2 separate regions of the Homo sapiens genome follow, and region 2 is linked to region 1. The links are chromatin contacts, found by Hi-C or POLR2A ChIA-PET in ENCODE. All regions are on one chromosome and are shown on one strand. Each heading gives the region's core, a stretch centred on a gene start or an enhancer-like site at or near the end of the contact. The rest is flanking DNA. Distances are from core to core; before and after follow the strand shown. Region 1 overlaps TRPV1 (transient receptor potential cation channel subfamily V member 1). Region 2 overlaps ITGAE (integrin subunit alpha E).

What was found. A loop is a pair of places that touch in the nucleus more often than their neighbours do. ChIA-PET counts read pairs that join two places held with the same protein, here RNA polymerase II (POLR2A). Pooled maps may share reads with other maps.
Region 2: a loop to region 1 is called in a pooled map, with 2.5 times the contacts of the local background. The contact joins two enhancer-like sites. A Hi-C loop is called at or near these places in 1 of 50 pooled maps. POLR2A ChIA-PET finds 5 or more read pairs at or near these places in 2 of 52 experiments (B cell and naive thymus-derived CD4-positive, alpha-beta T cell).

Annotation. Positions count from the first base shown.
Region 1 is chr17:3,602,366-3,605,905 of GRCh38, forward strand. All of the region lies in intron 2 of TRPV1 (transient receptor potential cation channel subfamily V member 1), which reads right to left. Among named protein-coding and RNA genes, the nearest start is that of TRPV1, 5.3 kb to the right of the region's middle. Within about 2 kb of position 1,251, at least 3 of the 41 ENCODE cell types and tissues checked have a DNase peak (open chromatin) inside an H3K27ac peak, as active enhancers do.
Region 2 is chr17:3,761,766-3,765,369 of GRCh38, forward strand. ITGAE (integrin subunit alpha E) reads right to left here. Exons shown (of 31, transcript NM_002208.5): 3 at 2,104-2,195; 4 at 150-217. Among named protein-coding and RNA genes, the nearest start is that of ITGAE, 38 kb to the right of the region's middle. RefSeq lists an enhancer at 1,914-2,013. Within about 2 kb of position 1,691, at least 4 of the 41 ENCODE cell types and tissues checked have a DNase peak (open chromatin) inside an H3K27ac peak, as active enhancers do.

The sequences.
Region 1 (3,540 bases), core at 1-2,500:
TTATCTGAACAGCACCTTCACGGAGTGATTCCACTAAAACTCTCGACATGGTGGCGGGGACAAGACCTCAGGGCTGGCCATCACTGCCATCAGTGTGGTTTTCTGGGTCATCATTTGAAACAGGATGTTCTTGCATTTATGTAATGATGTACCCATTAAAACTCCTTGTGAGTAGAAAAGTTTTAATGACTTCTGGGAGGGAGGGTGGTTTTCTAAGTTCAGGTTTGATGGGAGCGAGAGGCAGCTCAGGAAAGCGTCTGCGGACGCGCCAGCCAGCGGCTGGGCCAAATCTGGAATGGCAGATGCTAAACACCGCCACCGTCGCTAATGGTGACAGTTTTCTCTTAGTGTTACCACTAGGGGGCACATTGACTTAAGCTGAGTTCTTGACATTAAGCTGAGCTCTTGACACTGGCCATCGGAGACAAATTTCTTTTCTTCACTCACCTGGGTTCCTCTCAAGATTCGAGCCCCAGCCGGCCTCAGTGGCTCACGCCCGTAATCCCAGCACTTTGGGAGGCCGAGGCGGGTGGATCGCCTGAGGTCGGGAGTTCGAGACCAGCCTGGCCAACATGGAGAAACCCCGTCTCTACTAAAAATACAAAATTAGCCAGGCGTGGTGGTGCATGCCTGTAATCCCAGCTACTCGGGAGGCTGAGGCAGGAGAATCACTTGAACCCAGGAGGTGGAGGTTGCATGAGCTGAGATCACGCCATTGCACTCCAGCCTGGGCAACAAGAGCAAAACTCCATCTCAAAAAATTAAAATTAAAATTAAAAAAAAAAAGAAAAATACCCTCCTTCCTGCATTTCGTCTCTGTGTTCCTGTCACCGGGTGCCCAAGAGTCTAAAAGACCAGCTTCCGTGGAGGGCAGCGGTCTGCGAGCCGGTCAGCACCCTCCAGAAGTGGCTAGAGCTTGAAGTCTGAGCTGGGGAGGGGTCAGACACCCAGTCAGCACAGAACGCTGGAGCCCCGCTCTGCAGAGCTGTGTTCCAGGGCAGGGACTGGGAACAAGAGGGACGAGGGCCAATGGAGGGTCAGCAGGTGGGTAGAACCTGGACCTTGGATGGAAGAGGCCCGCGTGTGCTAGATGCCGGCTGTATGGACTCCGGCTGGTAGCTGAACCTCTGGGTCTACTTCTTCCTCCACAAAATTACAGCCAAGAACACCTGCCCTACCTGCTTTACGAGGCTTTTCTGGGATTAGTCAGGATAGTGGGTGTGAATGGGCTCTGAGCCTGGTAAAGCTCTAGGCAGGCATGAGAGATGACTGCTCTCATCTTCATTATTTCAGCCTGAGGACCACATCTGCTGACTGCTGAGCTGTATCCGGCCATTAGCTCGAAGTTATGACTAATTGTTTTTTAATGAAAAAAACAAGGTTTGCTTAATGTTTGATGAGTCACGCAAGTGAGCATCTCTGTATCAGGACTCTCCCACTTTCAAAGACTTGGCCTGTCCATCTACCTGTGGCTGAGGGGAGAGGCCAGGTGAGACCCTCTCTCCTGAGGGCCCACCATGTGCTATACAAATCCCCTAGCAGAGCAGTAGGGTCAACAGGGTGGTCTCTGCGCTCAAGAAGCCCACGATGGACAGGAAAGGAAGATGTGCACAGGCTCTCTCTTGACACTAGGCAGGGCAGGGCACCCTGTAACAGGCACAGGCCAGGGGCTCTGGGGCCAACAGACCATGCCAACAACAAATGTTGAGCCGGGTCTTGGCCTCCCCTGCAGTTGTAATCAGATGGCGTATGTGTCACCAGGGAGGCCCTTTGCAGAGGGCAGATGCCATTTGGGCTGGGCCTTGGACAAGGAGAAGGATTCTGCCCCACAAGGAGGACATTCCAAACATGGGCCTTGGCATGAGCTAAGGTGCAGGAGGACAGGGCTGAGGACACCTAGGCACCTGCTCTCAAAGAGCTTTCAGTCCACTTCAGAAGAAGAGAAAAATAGGCCAGGCGTGGTGGCTCATGCCTGTAATCCCAGCACTTTGGGAGGCTGAGGCGGGCGGATCACCTGAGGTCAGGAGTTTGAGACCAGCCTGGCCAACATGGTGAAACCCCGTCTCTATTAAAAATACAAAAATTAGCTGGGTGTGGTGGCAGGCACCTGTAATCCCAGCTACTCAGGAGGCTGAGGCAGGAGAACTGCTTAAACCCAGGAGGCGGAGGTTGCAGTGAGCCAAGATCGCACCACTGCACTCTAGCCTGGGCAACAGAGGAAGACTCTCAAAAAGTCTCAAAAAAAAAAAAAGAAAAAGAAAAAGAAAAAAAGAAGAAGAAGAGAAAAGTAGAGAACATGAAAGCCACATACACATGATGTGGACGGGGTCAAGGCCCAGAGGCAGGCAGTGTGTGGCGGGAGGAAAAGCAGCGGCTGGTGGGCTGGAGTCCCCTACCCTGCCCTGAACTGGGTCTGGCCCACCATCTCTCCAGGCTGTTTTACAGCCTCCTGTCTCCCAGAACACCCTTCCTCCAATCCAGCGTCCACACTGTCAGCTACACTCCCAAGGCCCCAGTCCTCCAAACCCCACTGTCTACAGGAGACAGTCCAATCCCCTCAGGCGGGCATGCAAGACCCTTCACAGTCTGCCCAACACGTCCAGCCACAACTCCTATAAACATCCTTCCATTCACACTATGACCAAGTTACACCAATTTGTCACACTCTGGACATGACGATCACTTTAATGTAAACACATTTACCTAGCCTGACCCCACTGCCTAGTTGCTAAAGAGAGTGGGTTCGCTCTGGGGTTTGAATCCTAGCACTGTGATCTCAGGTAAGTTACTTAACTTTTTTGTTTATCTATCTCTCCATGTGTGAAATGGGGATAACACTACCCACCTTCTAGATTAAATGAGGCCTGGCATGGTGCCTCATGCCTATAATCCCAGCACTTTCCGAGGCCGAGGTGGGTGGATCACTTGAGGCCAGAAGTTCAAGACCAGCCTAGGCAACATGGCAAAACCCCGTCTCTACTAAAAGTACAAAAAATTAGCCAGGTGAGGTGGTGTACACCTGTAATCCCAGCTACTCGCGAGGCTGAGGCATGAGAATTGCTGGAACCCGGGAGGCTGAGGTTGTAGTAAGCTGAGATCGCACCACTGCACTCCAGCCTGGGTAACAGAGTGAGACTCCATTTAAAAAAAAAAAAAGATTCAATGAATTCAAACAAGTAGAGTTTAGATCAGATCCCAGTACACAGCAGGTACTCAAAAAGAAATGTTAACTGTCGTTAGTAACCATGGATGGAAACCCTTGGAGGTTTAGCTCAATGTGACTTGTGTAAAGAATGAATTTCTCCTCCCTCTGGGCATAGAGGTGCTGTCATTGTCTGTGTCTTTTTCTTTTCCTAGGGTCTGTTTATGTAACCAACTGTTGGTATTTTTCCATTGCCTCGTGATGGAAATTCAACGGGGGGCAGTCTCTGAGAGAACACCCAGCTACTACTGGGCGCTCAGAAAATGTGGCTGCCTGGGTCTGTGCTGGGTGCATGGGAGACGTCCCAGGTGCAGGCTACTGAGGCTGCTCTGCTGTGG
Region 2 (3,604 bases), core at 441-2,940, 160 kb after region 1:
ACAGTCAGCCCTGGGGTTGGCACCAGGGAGACGCTAGACTCAGCCTCGGGAACAGCATGGCAGTCAGAACTGGTCTCAACACCAGGGTCAACCACGAGGGCTAGCACCAGCCTCCCTAAGGCCCTCCCTCCTCTCGCTCCTGCACTCACCAAAACACCGTGGTGGCTCCGGACAACGGTCACTCCCCGGTGCCTCCCCTTGGGGATGGGGACATGCTCTGAAAAAGTTAAGCCCAGGTGAGGAGGAGGAGGGGACTCTGGGAGGCAGAGACCCGAAGCCAAGGTCAGAGGGCACAGAGCCACCTTGGTCAGGCCCCCATGAGGAACTGTTGGCCACTCAGAGAAGCCTCTAGAAAGCTAGAGCGGGGGCCTTCAAGGTCAGGACTGGACACGTTCAGGGCCGAGTGCCCATCCCCGGGGCTCATTTGCTGACCCTTTCAACACGTGCCCATTGACGTCTGCTCTGTGCCCAGCCTTGTGAGCGTGGTGATGGGCGTCCAGCAACAGCGGATGCCTGCTGCTTTTCCTCAGTGGGTTTGGTCGGGCAGGTGGGTGGAGAAGCACTGCCTGGTGGGTATGTAAGTGCCAAGGAATGTGCAAGATACCGTGGGACTGGCTGTGTGGACCAAGGAACCCCCCAGCCTCACAGACCCATCCTGGGGAATCTTACTGCCCCCAGCCTCAGGGGCAGAAATGGTAGCTCCTTCCTCGTCCTCCCCACTGTCAGCCTCAGGATACTGTCTTATTTTTCAGTCATGGAATCACTCAGTCAACCCTGCTGGACTGAGATTGAGTCTGTTCAACTCAGTGCCTCTCAGACAAGGATTTTTTTTTTTTTTTTTTTTTTTTTTGAGACAGAGTCTTGCTCTGTCGCCCAGGCTGGAGTGCAGTGGCGCAATCTCGGCTCACTGCAAGCTCCGCCTCCCAGGTTCACGCCATTCTCCTGCCTCAGCCTCCTGAGTAGCTGGGACTACGTGTGCCCGTCACCACACCTGGCTAATTTCTTTTTGTATTTTTAGTAGAGACGGGATTTCACCGTGTTAGCTAGGATGGTCTCGATCTCCTGACCCATGATCGGCCCACCTCAGCCTCCCAAAGTGTTGGGATTACAGGCATGAGCCACCGTGCCTGGCAGGATTTTTTTTTTTTAAACAGTCTTGCTCTGTTGCCCAGGCTGGAGTCCAGTGGTGCAATGTCAGCTCACTGTAACCTCCACCTCCTGGGTTCAAGCGATTCTTCTGCCTCAGCCTCCCAAATAGCTGGGATTGTAGGCATGCACCACCACGCCTGGCTGATTTTTGTATTTTTGGTAGAGATGGGGTTTCATCATATTGGCCAGGCTGGTCTCGAACTCTGGACCTCAAATGATCTACCCGCCTTGGCCTCCCAGTGTGCTAAGATTACAGGCGTGAGCCACGGCGCCCAGCCTCAGACAAGACAAGGATTCTATTTATTTATATATATATAGCCAAGAGGTTGTCAGTAAATCTGTGACCTGAGTTTGACTGGGTAGGATGGATAGAGTTTAATGAGTGAATCAGGTTCATTCATTCATTCATTCATTCATTCATTCAAATGGCATTTATTGAGTACCTAATATATGTCAGGCCCCATGCTAGTTACTAGGGTGGCCACAGTTAGACTGAATATGTAGGGGGTGAATTGCACTGAGGTGTGATGACTTGCATCAGGAAGGGCTAGAGTTTCGAATCAGCCACCAACACTAAAAGTGTGAACTTTGTCATACTGGCAACCAAAAGACCTACATTCTCTGAACTGTAGCTTCCTCTCTTATAAATGGCGCGGTTTTGAGGATGAAAACAGAATGACTCAGAGGACTGCCGGGCACAGGGTGGGCACGCAATACGCTGTAGGTATCATTTCTGTTGCTAGGACTGTGTCAGGAAAGGTGGCTGGGGATTAGGATTGGGTTGGGGTGGGACTGGGCATTGGGATGGAATCTTGCTGTGGGTTATGCTGGAGTCTAGGGGTGAACGGGCTGGATGAGGCAGGGCTGGGGTTGGAATGGTTTGAGTTTAGATGAGGGGGATTTTGCTAGAAAGGGGGTCCTGGGGAGCATTCCCTGGAGTTGGGGCTGACTTACCTACAGGATGGCAAAGGATTTCATCCTGGACAAGGGAACATCGATGGAGGGGCCCTGGTGTCCTCTTGGTTCTGGGGCTGGTGACCAGGAGCCTGAGTGGGAGGGGAGGTTGCAAAGCTGAGCTGGCTGATGTTCCTCGTCTTCTCCCTGCCTGCCCAGCACCCTTCCCATTCCAGTTGCCTGCACTCACAAGCTCCCTGTCTGGCCGGCAGATTCCTAGCCCAGACTCTGGATTATGGGGAAGACATTTGCCCAACCTCTGCTTCTACACAGCACCAGGCAGGAAATGGTTAAATGCAACCCCTCTCTGCCTGCTGCCCACCCTGACAAAGAAGGGGTGATACTGATGGTTAATAAAAACTCTGCTCTCTTATGGGGACAGGGATGGGGAGGCCAGAAAACCACCAGCGTTGGGGTTGGTTCTGTTGGGGGCAGTGCTGGCTTCCTCGTGGGCCACCCAGGGGGCCTGCCCTGCCTGGCCTTAGTTCCTGAGAAGAGTACGCTGGTGCCCCTATCCTGTGGGTCAGTCAGAACTGGAGGTTTGGAGGCCGGGCGCGGCGGCTCACGCCTGTAATCCCAGCACTTTGGGAGGCTGAGGCAGGTGGATCATCTGGGGTCAGGACTTTGAGACCAGCCTGATCAATATGGTGAAACCCCGTGTCTACTAAAAATACAAAAATTAGCCGGGCATGGTGGCGTGTGCCTGTAGTCCCAGCTACTCAGGAGGCTGAGGCAGGAGAATTGCTTGAACCTGGGAGGCAGAGGTTGCAGTGAGCGGAGATCACGCCACTGCACTCCAGCCTGGGGGACAGAGTGTGACTTCGTCTCATAAATAAATAAATAAATAAAAGAACTGGAGGTTTGGGGGTGGCTGCCTCAGCCTGATTAAGGCAGCCTCAAGAGCTGCGCCTCCTGACTGCAAACTTCTTGCCCCCACCCAGGCCCAGTCCAGGGAGACGGCAGATTCCAGGGACAGCCTCAACATTCTCACCATCCACGTTACCCAGGAGAACTGGGCTGTCCTGAGACAGACAGTGAGCTCCGGGGGTTGTCATAGGGGATGGTGGGGAGGGGACGAGGGGCTTGGTGGTTAACAGTGAACCAAGTCCAAGGTCTTTCTGCAGAGGGCAGTAGAAGTCATGGAGGACTTTATAAAGGGGAAGCACATGATTAGCTGTGCTTTCAAAAGCTCATGATGAGGCCGGGCGCGGTGGCTCACGCCTGTAATCCCAGCACTTTGGGAGGCCGAGGCAGGCAGATCACGAGGTCAGGAGATCGAGACCATCCTGGCTAACATGGTGAAACCCCGTCTCTACTAAAAATACAAAAAATTAGCCGGGCGTGGTGGCGGGTGCCTGTAGTCCCAGCTACTCGGGAGCCTGAGGCAGGAGAATGGTGTGAACCCAGGAGGCAGAGGTTGCAGTGAGCCGAGATCACGCCACTGAACTCCAGCCTGGGTGACAGAGCGAGACTCTGTCTCAAAAAAAAAAAAAAAAAAAAA